Regions from separate parts of the Mus musculus genome. Here region 1 is linked to region 2. A link is a contact called in ENCODE Hi-C or POLR2A ChIA-PET data. All regions are on one chromosome and are shown on one strand. The core of a region is the stretch at or near the end of the contact, and the rest is flanking DNA. Distances in the headings are between cores, read along the strand shown. Region 1 holds the start of Rpusd3 (RNA pseudouridylate synthase domain containing 3). Region 2 holds the start of Arpc4 (actin related protein 2/3 complex, subunit 4).

Region 1 (6,682 bases), core at 279-2,778, 41 kb before region 2:
GAGCTGTGCAGGAGGCAGCCTCCCCCTCTAAATGAAGGGAGGGAAGGAGCATCGCACCCCTCTGATTCCCCCACCAGAATCCACAGGCTAGTACTGGAGTCCTTTCAGGAAGGCTCTCAGGCCTGGGAGCTTGGTGACAGATCCTCTTGCTCTTGCCTCGGTGGTGGGATTAAAGGTGTGTGCCACTATACCCCACTGCTTTTTAAAAAGAGACACTTTCGCCAGGCCTGGTGGCACATGCCTTTAATCCCAGCACTTGGGAGGCAGAGGCAGGCGGATTTCTGAGTTCGAAGCCAGTCTAATCTGGTCTACAAAGTGAGTTCCAGAACAGCCAGGGATATACAGAGAAACCCTGTCTCGAAAAACAAAACAAACAAACAAAAAGAGACTTTCTTTTTATTTTCAGTCATTATTTCTATTTCACTGTTTTTATTATGCGCATAAAATTGTTACTATCTTTTGTATTTTTTTTTGAGACAGGGTTATGTAGACCGATACTGGAATTAAAGGTCTGGTCTATTTTATTGCTAATTATGTACATATGTCTGTGTGTTTGGACAGGTGTTAAAGGAGGTTTTGAGTCCAAGGCTGTGGGTGCTGAAAACAACAGGCAATCCTGTTGTTTGTTCTGTTTTGTTTTGTTTTTTTGAGACAGGGTTTCTCTGTATAGCTCTGACTGTCCTGGAACTCATTTTGTAGCCCAGGCTGGCCTCGAACTCAGAAATCCGCCTGCCTCTGCATCCTGAGTGCTGGGATTAAAGGCGTGCACCACCATGCCCGGCAACAACAGGCAATCTTAACCAGTCTCCATTTTGTTTCATTTTACGCCCGTGTATTTTGTTTTTGAGACATACTGGCCAGGGTGGAACTCACAGCTTTCGTTTCTTTTTCTTTCTTTTTCTTTTTAGACTGGTTTTCTTTGTGTAGACCAGGCTTGTCTCAAACTCAGCTAACTACTTGCCTCTGTTCCAGGCATGCGCCACCACACCCAGCCTACCTTGATTTTCTTTTCATAGAGGGGCCTTGCGCATCTCCCAGGCTGGTCTCCAACCCAGTATCTGTGATCTTGTTCTTTGTGACCTACATACACGGTGCTGGGAATTGAACCCAGGACCTTGTGTAGCCTCTCTACCACCTGAGCCACAGCTTTGGGACCTTTTATGTCACAGGCTGTTACAATTTCAGACAGGTGTACTGACCGAAAGGCTGCATACCGGTCTTCACCTTTCTTCTCCCTCGGTTTTACAAGGGAGGGTTTCAGATTAAGGTTCCCCAAAATTGAAACGACAGTCTTCTCGACCCTTTTTATTCTAAGACACGTCCTCTACTTTGAGTAAATAACCCGCCTCGTGCCTCAGTTTTCCCAAAAGCCAGAACCCTAAATGGCACTTTTTCTTCTACAGGGGAGGCAAAGCCCGGATTCTCGCTCGTCTGAGCGCCCTCTGCCTTGATTGACAGCCTGCCTGACCAATCTACGCACGGAGGATGTACGGGAGGTGGGGTTGAGCTGTCCGTGGACACGCATGCGTACTGTGCTTGGTCCCCGGCAATGGGAGCCCTGAGAGTTTTGCGTTATGTCTCTATGATCTGGCGGCCGGAGCTGGGGTCTTGCGCACGGCAGAGGGATGCCGGCTTCGGCACCGAGGCCCGGTGATTATAACACTCCACTTCCGTGTATGGGGAGAGACTAGATCAAGGAGAGGGCAGGCATGAAATTCAGATCAGTACTTGGTTCTAAGCCGGACTATGTTGTGAGACCCGGCACTAGGTCATTGGACCTTTGAGCCTTGGTGCCTCTTTGGTAAAGTCTTGGGGGGTAGGTGGACTCCTGTCTGCTGAGCCCGGGAGTTCTAAGAAGAGGCTGGACTAGGCAGGGTGAGCAAGGGAGGGAGGTACAGGCTTCTACCATGTTTCTCAGGCGTCCGTCTCAACCTCACCGCTCCAGCAAGCACAAGGACCTAGTCGAGGACCAGCCCTTCCCGGGGCTGCTGAGGACGGAGAACCTCGGCCTGGAGGAGCTGGCTCATGTCCTGAGGGCAGCTGTGGTGGATCAGAAAGGTGAGGGGAGCCTGCTGCTCCTGTGCCTCCCCTGTTGCTGCAGGAGCCAGGCCAGCAGTCACATTCTTCCTAGCCTCACCATCACGAGGAGAGGTGTATACCTCACTCCTCCCTGTGTTCTGAGAGCAGCTGTAACAGAAGTTAACTATCAGAAAAAGCTTTGGGGTTAGTTATAGCTGGCCTCTGTAAGCGGCATGCCTCTTGGTTTCATAAGAGGGCTAGATGGCTGCTCTTGCAGAGAGGACCAGCAGTCAGCACCCACATGTTGCTTCACGACTGTATGTTCATGTAGCAGTGAGGGGCTTCACAGTTCTGGGATAAATATGGCCCCTGCCTTGCGAGATCCAGCGTCCTAATGTGAGAATTACTGAGCAATCGCTGCTGGCGTGGTAACCACACTTGTAATTCCAGAACTTGGGAGGTAGAGGCAAGGAGAATCAGGAGTTCAGGACCAGACTTAGCTGTGTAGTGAATTTGAGGCTGACTTGGTGTTTGAGCCCCCCTCCACCCGCAACAGTCAAGGACTGTAGGAGGGGCACACATTATACTGAGGTATGTTGGAGCCAATGGGAATGGAAGCCTGGAACTGCAGGTATGAAGGCTCCGAGGTACAGGGATTAGGAAGTGCTATTTAAAGTGGGGTTGGATTGTATAACCCCCACCCCCAACCCCACCCCCGAGGCTGCATGCAGACATGCTTCCCTGCTTTTGCTGACATCCATGAACTGTTTCAGGACCTCTGGTGACACTGAACAAGCCACAGGGTCTGCCTGTGACAGGTATGGGCATGGGCAGGGAGGAGGGCAAGGCTGGGGTAGAGATGGTTGGATGGCACGCTGGCAGCTTGTCCTCTTCCCTCCCAGGGAGACCAGGAGAGCTGACGCTGCTATCTGTGCTGCCGCAGCTGAGCCAGGCCCTGGGGCTCGAACACCAGGAGCTCCAGGTTGTGCGAGCACCTGGGAAGTAAGTGATAGTGTGGGGTGTATGTTACACCCACTGTAAGTAAAAGTCTTATTCAAATGCCTGATACATGGTAGGCCCTGGACATTGGTGTTAACTCTTAGCGCATTCGGCTCTCTCTCTTGAGGGAGAGAGAAAAGGCCTTATGACTTGTTTCTCAGGTCTGGATTCTAGTCCTGGTGTTTCTGTCCAGCCTTTAGTTGGGGATGGGGGTTATCCTTATTGTGTATAGTGTGTTTAGCCTGCATGTATGTCTATGCACCACAGTGTGTATCTGGTGCCCTCAGAGGCCAGAAGGCGGCATCTGATCTCGAATTGGAATCGCAGATAGTTGTGAGCCACCATGCGGGTGCTCAATGCTGGTCCTCTGCAAGAGCAGCCATCTAGAGCTCGTTTTCAAGACCAAGAGGCTTTATGTGATTTGTCCCCTTCTTCCAGGGAGGCCTCCGGACTTGTGCTCCTCTCCAGCTGTCCCCAGACAGCAAGCCGCCTGCAGAAGTTCTTTATCCACTCAAGGAGAGCACAGAGACCCACAGCCACCTACTGGTGAGAGGTGCAGGGTCACTCCCAGGACTGAGGGAAGGTCCCACCAGGCTGCTCTGAGACCTCCTTTCCCTTTCTTAGTGCTGTCACTGATGGCATCCCTGAGCCTTCAGAGGGGACAGTCTGCATGCCTCTGAAGATGGAACAAATGAATGACGTTGATCTTGTAAGTCAGAGACCACCAGGGAAGTGGTGTCCCTTCGGTTTTTGCCTTACAGAGGAGTCCAGGCTGTGCACCTGGGGTGGCTAGTTTTGCTGTCTCCTAACAGGCAAATGGCTGCTGCCATTGTGGAGGCCCTGTCCTACATCAACTGGCAACTGGCAGCAGGGGGTGGGGGGTGGTGCTCAACAAAGTCCTAGGGATGTGTTAAGTCATTCTTGACTGGTACCCTAGGCAGTCCCAGTGATGTCCCCATCTCGAAAGGACATCCAGGAAGGTGTCAAAAGGACCCTCAGCCGTTTCCATGTGATGGCCACAGGCCGTGGCTGTGCCCTGGTCCAGCTGCAGCCACTGACAGGTGGGTCTGCTGCGGGTTATGAGACCCGTGAGGAAGACAGTGCTTGACAACAGTCAGGGAGCATGTGGTGGACCCCAGGGGTATGTGAATGGGCTCAGCGGGAGGCAGCAGTTTTAGGTGCACACCCACAATCTGGCACTCAGCACACATCCTTATTGCTTCAGTTGCGTAGGGTTGAACCCTCAGGCTGGGCAGGTTGCCAGCTGCCATTGCTCTTACCTTCTCATGATCCTCTCTGGAGGCCGAGGTCATTTCATCTTACTTCTAGGGATGGGGGCAGTACTGCACAGCCAGGACAAGCAACTGCCTCCCAACCTCCCCCCCACCCACCCACCTTTTCAGTCTTCCCCAATCAGCTGCAGGTACACATGGCTCTACAGCTCTGTCCAATTCTTGGGGACCACACTTATGCTGCTCGTGTGGGCACCGTTCTGGGCCAGCGCTTTCTGTGGCCAGCCGAGACCACCAAGCCCCAGAGACAGGTAGGTCCCCTGTCCCATATGCCTGCTCTCTGTGGGTTTGGGGGGAACTGTGTCTCCCAGATATCATGCACATTTAGACTAGGAGGCAGCTGGCTTGGTGTCTAGGGCCACCTGTGTCCCTGCGGTTGCTGCATGGCTCAGGCCTCTTGTCCATGAGCTGGAGGTGGTGGAAGCTGACATTACAGGTCCTCACGTTCCACCATCCTTTCGAGCGTTTGTGCATCATTTCTTCCTCGTGTTGAGTCCAGTGAATGGGAGTGCAGCAGAAGTGGGCCTGGCTCTAGGCAGCCACTTGGGACTAAGACTATTGCTTTCTGGCCAGAAGGGGAGACTGGAGGTTTGTATGAGTTGGGGCTTTGAGGACCAGGTCTGTGTACCACTTCTCACATCCCATTGGCCAGAGGCTTAATCACATGGCTTCACTAAACACAAAAGAAGCTGAAGAAAACTCTGCCTGTCTGTAGAAAAAAAAACATTACTGCAGTTACAGATCAGGGAGGTCCTGCCGGTCTCCCTCCGTGTCCATGAGAGCGGAATGCTCCCTCTGGCTAGAACTTAGATGGCCACCGTCTTTCCCATCCCAGGTCCTGGATGAAGCCCTGCTCAGACACCTCCGCCTAAGTCCTTCCCAAGTGGCCCAGATGCCTTTGCACCTGCACCTTCACCGCCTCCTCCTCCCAGGCACCGGATCCAGGGACCCCCCTAGTGAACTTCTGGCACCCCTGCCCCCTTACTTCTCTCGGACCCTGCAGTGCCTTCGGCTCTCTCAACAGTAGACTGTGCCTGACCCCAGATGGAAAATAGGAAGAATAAGGCGAGTGGAGTTGGTGCTGAGCACAGCCAAGGCCCCTGGGCTCCTTGGTCTGACAAACTAAGATCAAATCCCAGAGAGGCCACGTGATTGCTGTGTGGCACTGGGCAGGTGACTTCTCTCTGGACTTAATAAAAGTTCTACCTCCTGGTCTGGTTTACCAGAAATGAGAAAGCAGATGTTTACCAAGGACTGTGCTCTCTGCTCAAGAGAACGGTGGCCAGGTCAGGAGGTGGCATCTGCTGTTCTCCTGGCCAGGAGGAGGTTTGCTTGGTTTTGAGACCAGGTCTGACCAGGGATCCCTGGCTGGGCTGGAGCTCAGAGATTTGCCTGCCTCTGCCTCCCGAGTGCTGGGATGACAGGCACGCACCACTGTACAGGCGTGAGCTCTTCTTACTTTGAAGAACATAGCTCACTGAACTTCAACACCCTTCTCCACTCACAACATGTTCACAGGCTACAGGTAGACACTGCTGTGGAGGACCAGCCAACCCTCCACAGGTAGGAAATGCCATGGTTCACTTGGGTTTGTTTCTTGGTCTTCCAGTTTTAGGTGGCTTGACTACCCCCCTCATGGAGGGAAGAAACAGACCTATACCCTCTAGAGAAGGGCTGAGGTTTAGGGAAAGTCCATATCTTGTCCTAATGGTCTAAGCCATTCTACCAGTCCAACTTGTCCTTGGGAGGAAGGTATCCTTGATGACTGGCCTTCCCCACACTACTATTTGCAAACCATGTCTCCTTGCTCAGACTCGGTCTCCTCTACTGTATAGGGCAGGCTCTCTCCCCTCAAATCCCCCCACACCCTAAGACTTCCCGAAGAGAAGGCTAATGCCCATCACTAGGGGATTGTGGGCCTTTGATAGAGCCTTGCCTCAATTATCCAAGCCAAGCCCAGAGAACTTTACTTGCTTTTTTTTTTTTTTAATTTGATGCTGGATCCAGAATAGGCCAGTGAAGATCAGAGCAGTGGTTTCTCTAGCCTCGCAGCCCCTATGAGCCTCAGGTTTTGGGACGCCAAAGTAAGAGTGAAGGGATTAGGGAGGCTCAGCCTCTTCTTGGGGTATGCCTCAGCCCTGGGTGTGCTGCCGAGTCTGGCCTTGAACTTGCCTTTGCCCTTGACTTTCCTGTGGGTGCTAGGAAGAAGTCCGGCTTCAAAGGGCAGAGGCCACGAGGCACTTCCAAAGTGGGGGCCTCGAAGGTGCTGGGGAATAGCAGCCTCGGCGTAAAGGAGGGGAGGAAGAGAGAGATGATCAGGTCTCTGTCTTGGAACAGGGTTCTGTGGAAGATAAGCCCTTCCCTGGTGCGCT
Region 2 (6,883 bases), core at 950-3,449:
GTCCTGAACTTGCTGGGAATTCAGAAGTGATCTCTCTTCTACCCTCAAACAGCTCAACTGGGCGAGAATCACAAGGGCTAACAGAGGGCAACATATAAAACTAGCTAGTCTTAAAAATAATCTAGACTGTCTAAAGAAACTGGTTTTGACCAGATACAGGATCAGGACGGTTCTACAATGAGAAAAAGTAAAAGCTGTCCATTCTCAGTGGACAAGGTCAGCTACAATGACCAGCTACATTATCTCGGGCAAGGCTTCTCTCCCCCCAGGGCTTATCACATGCTGGAGCATCCATCACCTGCAGCCCTTCCTCCCCGCAGCTTAGCTCAGCCTCTCAGAGCTCAGCTCAGTGGAGAAGGCCCCTTCCTTCCTCAAAGTGGCCTTTTTGACTTCCCCCTCAATGCATTTCTTACAGTTTATGGTATGTTCACTTTACATAAAATTCACAACAGAACGTTAGGAATAAATTTTTCCTTCACCAGTTTGTAATTCTCGTGGTCTACAGACATCAACTTCTATTCAGTTGTCAGGTTGTATCTAGCCCAGCACCTCCTATACATCAGGTCAAACCAATTTTCTGGAGAGTAAATGAACAAATGAACTAACTTAAGCAGGGCTAGATTTACACAAGAGCATTAAGACTTTCCAAACTGGTAACGAGTGCAAGGTTTCTGTATGTGAAAACTGCTTTAAATTGCACAGATCAGGCTGCAATGGCAGGCTGGGATAAAACCCTAGACAGTCTAGAATGCTTTCCACTGAGTTTTTCTCTCAATGTAGCAGGAAGCATTGGGACTTTCTGAGAAGGAAGTTACAGGGCTACCGCTGCACAGAGGCTCTCTGGAGGACGGGATGGAGAAGGAAGTGAGACTTGTGGCAGAGAAGAGGCACAGGCTGCGTGGGGCAGCGGAGACAAGCACAGGATCACGGACAGACAAACATCAGACAGAGGGGATAAAGGCTAAAAAACAGCTGTCATGTAGTTCAGCAGTGGGTTCTAGCTCCATACCACAGCATTCTCTTATGTCAACCAAGAAGAGGCAAAACCGGAAAGGCAAAATTAGTTGTGTGCGGTGACAAGTACCGTTGGGAAAGTGATAGAATATTCTTTTCTCTACCTCGATTGTGGCTACCTGATTATTTTGTCAAGGTTCATTGAAAGAAAACTAAATTTTAGATGACCAGCCCTGTGATAGTTACCCTTTAGTGGCTTGAAGAAATTGTACAATAAACTTGAATGCTTAAAAACGCAAAGTCAAAACTCAGTCAGCAGGAAATGGCTTTCACGCTAAGGAATGAAACCAGTTAGGACTAACACTGGAGCAAGCTTTAAAAAGTGACTTTTGAAAAAGAGGGTCTAATTTCAAAGTCTCTTCCCTGAGAGCATTCCCGGGCGTGCAACAAGCAGTCCAGCCTTTAGAACTCAGGTCGTCAAGGGCTGACCAGAGAAAGTAGTGGGAAGCCTGGGACCTTTCGGAGAACAACTGCACGGAGCACCCACAGATCCCAAACCCGAGCATGAAAGAGGAGGACCAGCGGCCATCAACATTTACACACGTTAAGGTCAACACGGTTCTGCACATCTAGGAAGGAGTCTGAATGCAGGCAAGCAACACAGAACCTTCATTGGGAGCTGGAAGGCAAGGCTTCCAGGAAGCGCCAAGAAGTAAGAAGATGAAGTGGACACTTGCCTCGAGGTCCCGTGAGACCGCGAAGGCAGGCAGGGACAGGGGGTTGTACTTAGCCAACCTCTACCGTGGACGGAGAGGAGGCCCCGCAGAGCGGTCCTACCTCAGCTGCAAGCCACCACCACGGGCTTCGCAGCCCGGTCTCCTGCCCCCTCCGAACATCGGGGAGAGGTCATTCTAGCCCGGGATTCCCAACCTGGAAGCTTCCGGGCCTGCTCTTGCTCAGAGAGCCTCCTGGCTCGCCCCTTCCTCCTCGCCTCGGCCCTCGCCCCACCCTTTGCCTCTCCATCCTCCCCGTGCCTCCTCATCCCGGGGCAACCTCGGGCCGCAAGCCCTAGCGGCAAGCAGCATCTCCCCCAGACCCACAGCCTCTACAGGCAAAACACAGGGAGGACCCCAACCCCTGGTCTCTCACCATCGCGGGCGCTGTCTGGGCCGGAAAGCGGAAGTGCGGAAGTGCCCGGACCCGCGACGCCTGCCCTTTCGAGAGAGGCGCAGCCGCAGTCTCCGACAGCACTTCCGGGCTGGACCATCTCGGGTAGGACCGGGGAGGGAGAGCCGAGAGATATTCAGATCTCCGGGGCGATTTCACACTGGGACCTCTGGGACTTGTAGAAGACCTGCTATGAGACAGTAGCGGTCGAGTCCCCTTGGATCGCTACACATATTCCGCCAGCGCCTTTAGTGCTTGTCGCTTTGGTTGTAGCCTCCCCCCGTGTGACAATAGTACAGCCCGACCTCAGGTTGGGCACCAAATTAGGACAGGCCGAACCGGAGAAACGTTTCTTCCGGTGGTGCTCCCCTATCCTCTCCGGGCTCCTCCCATTTGCAACCGTAGGGTTCGGCCGGGTAGCCAGTCCCTTGAGATTTGGGCTCTGGGCCCCACCCCAGCCCCGGGCTGCTTCCTAGCCCGGGACTCCTCAGGCCTAGCATTCCACCTCCCGGAGATTCGTAGGTGGCCTTAGACCCCCACCCCCACCCCGGCCCTACAGGCCACCTTGGGCTGGCCGTCCCCGCCCTCGCGTCAACTGCAGGGGGCCCGCCCATAGCCAGTTCCGGAGCAGTTGCTCCGATCGCCCTGAACTCCCCGCCCCCTCCTGCGGCCCAGGGCCTGTAGGAGGCCGCAGAGAGGAGGTAGGAGAGGCGGGGGTTGTGTTAGGGGCTCCCTAGAGGACGAGGACCCTGGAGGCGGGATCTTGGGGCGACACACAGGTGGAGCCAGCCATTAAGCAGTCCCACTTCTGTGCCAGGCACTGAACTGGGCACTTGACGAGCATCACCTCTTAATCCTCAGAACATTCCAGGGAGGTAGGTAATTCTCGATGCCCCCATTTTACAGATTTATACTTCTTAATGGGGAAATAGACTGAGGCATCATCTTTTGTCCTGGAAAAAAGAAAAACAAACAAACAAACAAACAAAAACCGGAGATTCAGGTTAAATAACATGTTTAGAAACGCACATAAGAAAATGGGCTGGAACTTAGTTCTGTTCACCTGACCAGCCTGTGTTCCAAACTAGCCAGGGACACAGAGAAGGTGCAGAGGTGGAATGGAGTGAGACAAGAGGAGGCAGGGAGAACCCTGTCAAATAGAATGCTAGAAACGACCCAACGTAGGGAAACAGAGGACATAGGAAGACAGGGCACACTAGTATCTCCTCTTCCTTAATGCTGCAGATTCCAGACTTCTGCGGTTCAAATTGCAACTAGGAGGCCGGCCTAATCATGCAGGTTTGTACACCTAGTGACTTGGGAGGCTAAAGCAGGTGGATCATAAGTTCAAGGCCTGGAATTCATGAAAGGGGGGGGGGGCTGGATGTAACTGTAACATAATTAAGTTTGGAGAATTTGTGCCTAGAATGAACAAGCGCTTGTATAAATCAGGTGTGGTACATGCCTAAAATTCCATCTCTTGGGAGGTGGAGACAAAACCTTGGCTACATAGCTAGTTTGAGACCAACCTGAGTGCATATCTTTATCCCAGCACTCAGAGGCAGGTGCTTTCTGGGGTGGGGGTCGGGAGGGGGAGCTCTATGAATCCTGATCTATGTAGCAAATGAGTATCAGGCCACTCAAGACTACATAATGAGATTTTTGTCTCCCCCACCCCAAAATGGGGGTGAGGTAGGGTCTGGAGATGTGTGAGACCCTTCAGTGCTACCAAAACAAAAAAAGACAATAAATTGCAGTTAGGAGTCTAGGCATGTGTACATACTCTTCTGGAGTCTTTTTCCTTTCTTTGTCAAAAGAAAGAAACCAGGCAGTGGTGGCACACGCCTTTAATCCCAGTAGAGGCAGGTGATCTCTGAATTGAAGGCCAGCCTGGTCTATAGAGTTCATTCCAGGCCAGCCAGAGTTGTTATACAGAGAAATTATGTTGAATGAATGAATGAATGAATGAATGAATGAAAAGCATGGCAAAAGGCCCCCCTTTTAAGGTTATGTGCATAATTCAGTGAAGTCAACCTAGCTTGGGGTACAGTCAGGGCTCTGTTGGGTCTCTCTCCCCATGCTACTTTGTCTCCTATCCAATGGCCTTCTCCCCTCTAATTTTACAGGGTCCCACCTCCTGGGCCATGAGCGAGCTGAAGGACTGTCCACTGCAGTTTCATGACTTCAAGTCTGTGGACCACCTGAAGGTCTGTCCCCGCTACACGGCAGTGCTGGCCCGCTCCGAGGACGATGGCATTGGCATTGAGGAGCTGGACACCCTGCAGCTGGAGCTTGAGACTCTGCTGTCCTCTGCAAGCCGGAGACTGCGTGTACTGGAAGCTGAAACCCAGGTGATTGTCCATGGGGGGCATCCACTAGAGACATTGTGTCAAGTTATGGGATGGATCCTTAGGTTCCCTCTCTGCTGAGGCCCAGGGATGGATGGGAAGAGAGACCCACATGGGAATCATGACAGAATAGTTAGCTCTCAGTTCAGCTTACCGTTAGCCAAGGATGCTATCCGACTGTAGGTGGACACCGCCCACGTGTGGCCCCTGAAGTTGCCTGGGAACTTTCTGAGATGCACTGTGATACAGTCAGTTGCATAGACAGAACCACCGGGTGCCTTGGAGTGTGACATAAAGGTTAGCTGGGAGTCTTGTTCACCACCACCAAAAAACCCAGCAGCAGCAGATTTCCCCAGGACTACCATGCCAAACCGTTTGTGACTAGCTTGGGCGGCAGCAGAAGTGAATCAGAATGTAGACCTCCGGTTAAATTCATGTGAGAAAATCACAGAGAAGAACAGGCATTTTGAAATATGAGTAGTTTGCTTAATAACCTCAAATTCTAGATCTCAGTTATCCATGGCGGGGAAAGAAGTGCCCTGTCTCTTCTCTCCGTCTCAGGGGTTGTCTTTGTGTGTTTCAGATCCTTACTGACTGGCAGGATAAGAAAGGGGACCGACGATTCCTGAAGCTAGGTCGCGACCACGAGCTCGGTGCTCCCCCCAAACACGGAAAGCCCAAGAAGCAGAAACTGGAAGGGAAGACAGGACATGGGCCAGGCCCTGGCCCGGGACGACCCAAATCCAAAAACGTCCAACCCAAGATCCAGGAATATGAATTTACTGATGACCCAATCGACGTGCCTCGGATCCCCAAGAATGATGCTCCCAACAGGTTCTGGGCCTGAGCACGTAGCAGGGAGCTGGAGGGGCCCAGAGACTTGTGGTGGAGGCTTGGAAGGCCCGGGGCTAAGGCTGAAGGAGCATCTCACCCACTCCGGGTCTGCTTCTGCCTGTAGGTTCTGGGCCTCTGTGGAGCCCTATTGTGCCGACATCACCAGTGAGGAGGTACGGACACTAGAGGAGCTCCTGAAGCCCCCAGAAGATGAAGCTGAACATTATAAGGTAGAAACCTGAGCCGCACAGTCAGTACGACAGGGCTCAAAGGCGCCTGAGGGTCCTAGGCAGCAAAGCCTGCATCCATCACCTACTTTCTTCCCAGCCTCCTGCCTGCTCCATGACCCCTGCAGACAGTGAGGCTCAGCTTTCTCTGTCCTCTAGCCTTTCTCCAAAGAGCCTCTGAACACTCTCCTTGCTTTTACACTTGGGCGATACTTACTTTCTTTAACTATAAAAGTTAAGTTCCGCTGGGCGTGGTGGCGCACGCCTTTAATCCCAGCACTCAGGAGGCAGAGGCAGGCAAATTTCTTGAGTTCAAGGCCAGCCTGGTCTACAGAGTGAGTTCCAGGACAGCCAGGGCTACACAGAGAAACCCTGTCTCGAGAAAAAAAAAAAAAAGTTAAATTCTGGTTTTCTTTTCTAAGACACTGGAATTTGCTATGGTACCCAGGCTGACCTTGAACCCCTGGACTCAACCATTGTCCTCTCTCAGCCCTTCAGGTCCCCCCCAGGTGTCTGGGACCACAAACATACCTGGGTTAAAAGTTGGTTTTTTTGGTTTTGGGGGATTTTGTTTGTTGTTGTTTTTTGGTTTTTGTTGGTTTGTTTGTTTTGGTTTTGGTTTTTGAGACTAGATTTCATTTATCCCAGGCTAGCCTTGAACTTTGTTAGCTAACAAATTACCCTGAACTTAAGATCTTTTTCTTCTGACTCCCTAGTGCTGGGATTACAGGTAGGTAATGACCATGCCCAGTTGATGCAGTCCTGGTACAGAAGCCAGGGCTCTCTGCATTCCCAGCAAGCTCTCTACTGGCGGAGATCTGTCCCCAGCAAGTTAGCTTTATTGATCTTAAAAATAAAATATGCTCCATAAAAGAAAGTAGACAAACTTGTGAGGCGGGGACTCCACCACAGGACACCTGCCATCGCAGGTGCACGTATGACACAGATCTACTTCTAGGGCTCCCCTGACTTCTGTTTGCCACAGGATGGAGTCCAAGTGTTTCAGTGCTGGGTGACACCCCAGTTCTCTCCAGTTGTCCTTGGCCACATCTTTCTTTCCTGCTGCATTTATCAGCTACACCAGACATGTTCCCTCCCCCTGGCCTCACACCAGGGTCTACACACAAGCTCTTCTCAGCCTGGCAGACTCCCTCACTCCTCAAGGCCCCAAAGATGCCTCTGCAGACTCTCCAGCAGAAAGGGGCAGCTGGGCCCAGTGCCTCACCCCCATTGCACTCGGGAGGCTGAGGCAAGTTTGAGGCCAGCATGGGTTTACAAGTTTGAGGTCCTTTCTCCAAGGAGAGCAAAGGACATGGTCTCACTTGGTGCTTTCATGGTCCCCGGGCTGCTTTA

Evidence for each region. Hi-C counts contacts between places; a loop is a spot of excess contacts on that map. ChIA-PET counts read pairs that join two places held with the same protein, here RNA polymerase II (POLR2A).
Region 1: a map of heart shows a loop between it and region 2 (3-fold over the local background). The contact joins the promoter of Rpusd3 here to the promoter of Arpc4 in region 2. A Hi-C loop is called at or near these places in 2 of 37 maps with a recorded cell type or tissue (both heart). POLR2A ChIA-PET finds 5 or more read pairs at or near these places in 3 of 5 experiments (Patski and embryonic stem cell).

Annotation. Positions count from the first base shown.
Region 1 is chr6:113,414,186-113,420,867 of GRCm38, reverse strand. It overlaps Rpusd3 (RNA pseudouridylate synthase domain containing 3), which reads left to right and starts at 1,528. Exons shown (of 9, transcript NM_001033204.1): 1 at 1,528-1,650; 2 at 1,919-2,058; 3 at 2,793-2,837; 4 at 2,922-3,021; 5 at 3,457-3,564; 6 at 3,643-3,727; 7 at 3,956-4,079; 8 at 4,422-4,561; 9 at 5,146-5,549. The coding sequence starts at 1,550. The coding sequence ends at 5,337. Ttll3 (tubulin tyrosine ligase-like family, member 3) reads right to left here. Exons shown (of 13, transcript NM_133923.7): 13 at 6,276-6,682. The coding sequence ends at 6,626.
Region 2 is chr6:113,373,429-113,380,311 of GRCm38, reverse strand. It overlaps Arpc4 (actin related protein 2/3 complex, subunit 4), which reads right to left and starts at 2,199. Exons shown (of 6, transcript NM_026552.3): 1 at 2,104-2,199. The coding sequence starts at 2,106. Tada3 (transcriptional adaptor 3) reads left to right here and starts at 2,474. Exons shown (of 10, transcript NM_001372392.1): 1 at 2,474-2,996; 2 at 3,367-3,420; 3 at 4,248-4,472; 4 at 5,053-5,303; 5 at 5,428-5,533. The coding sequence starts at 3,415.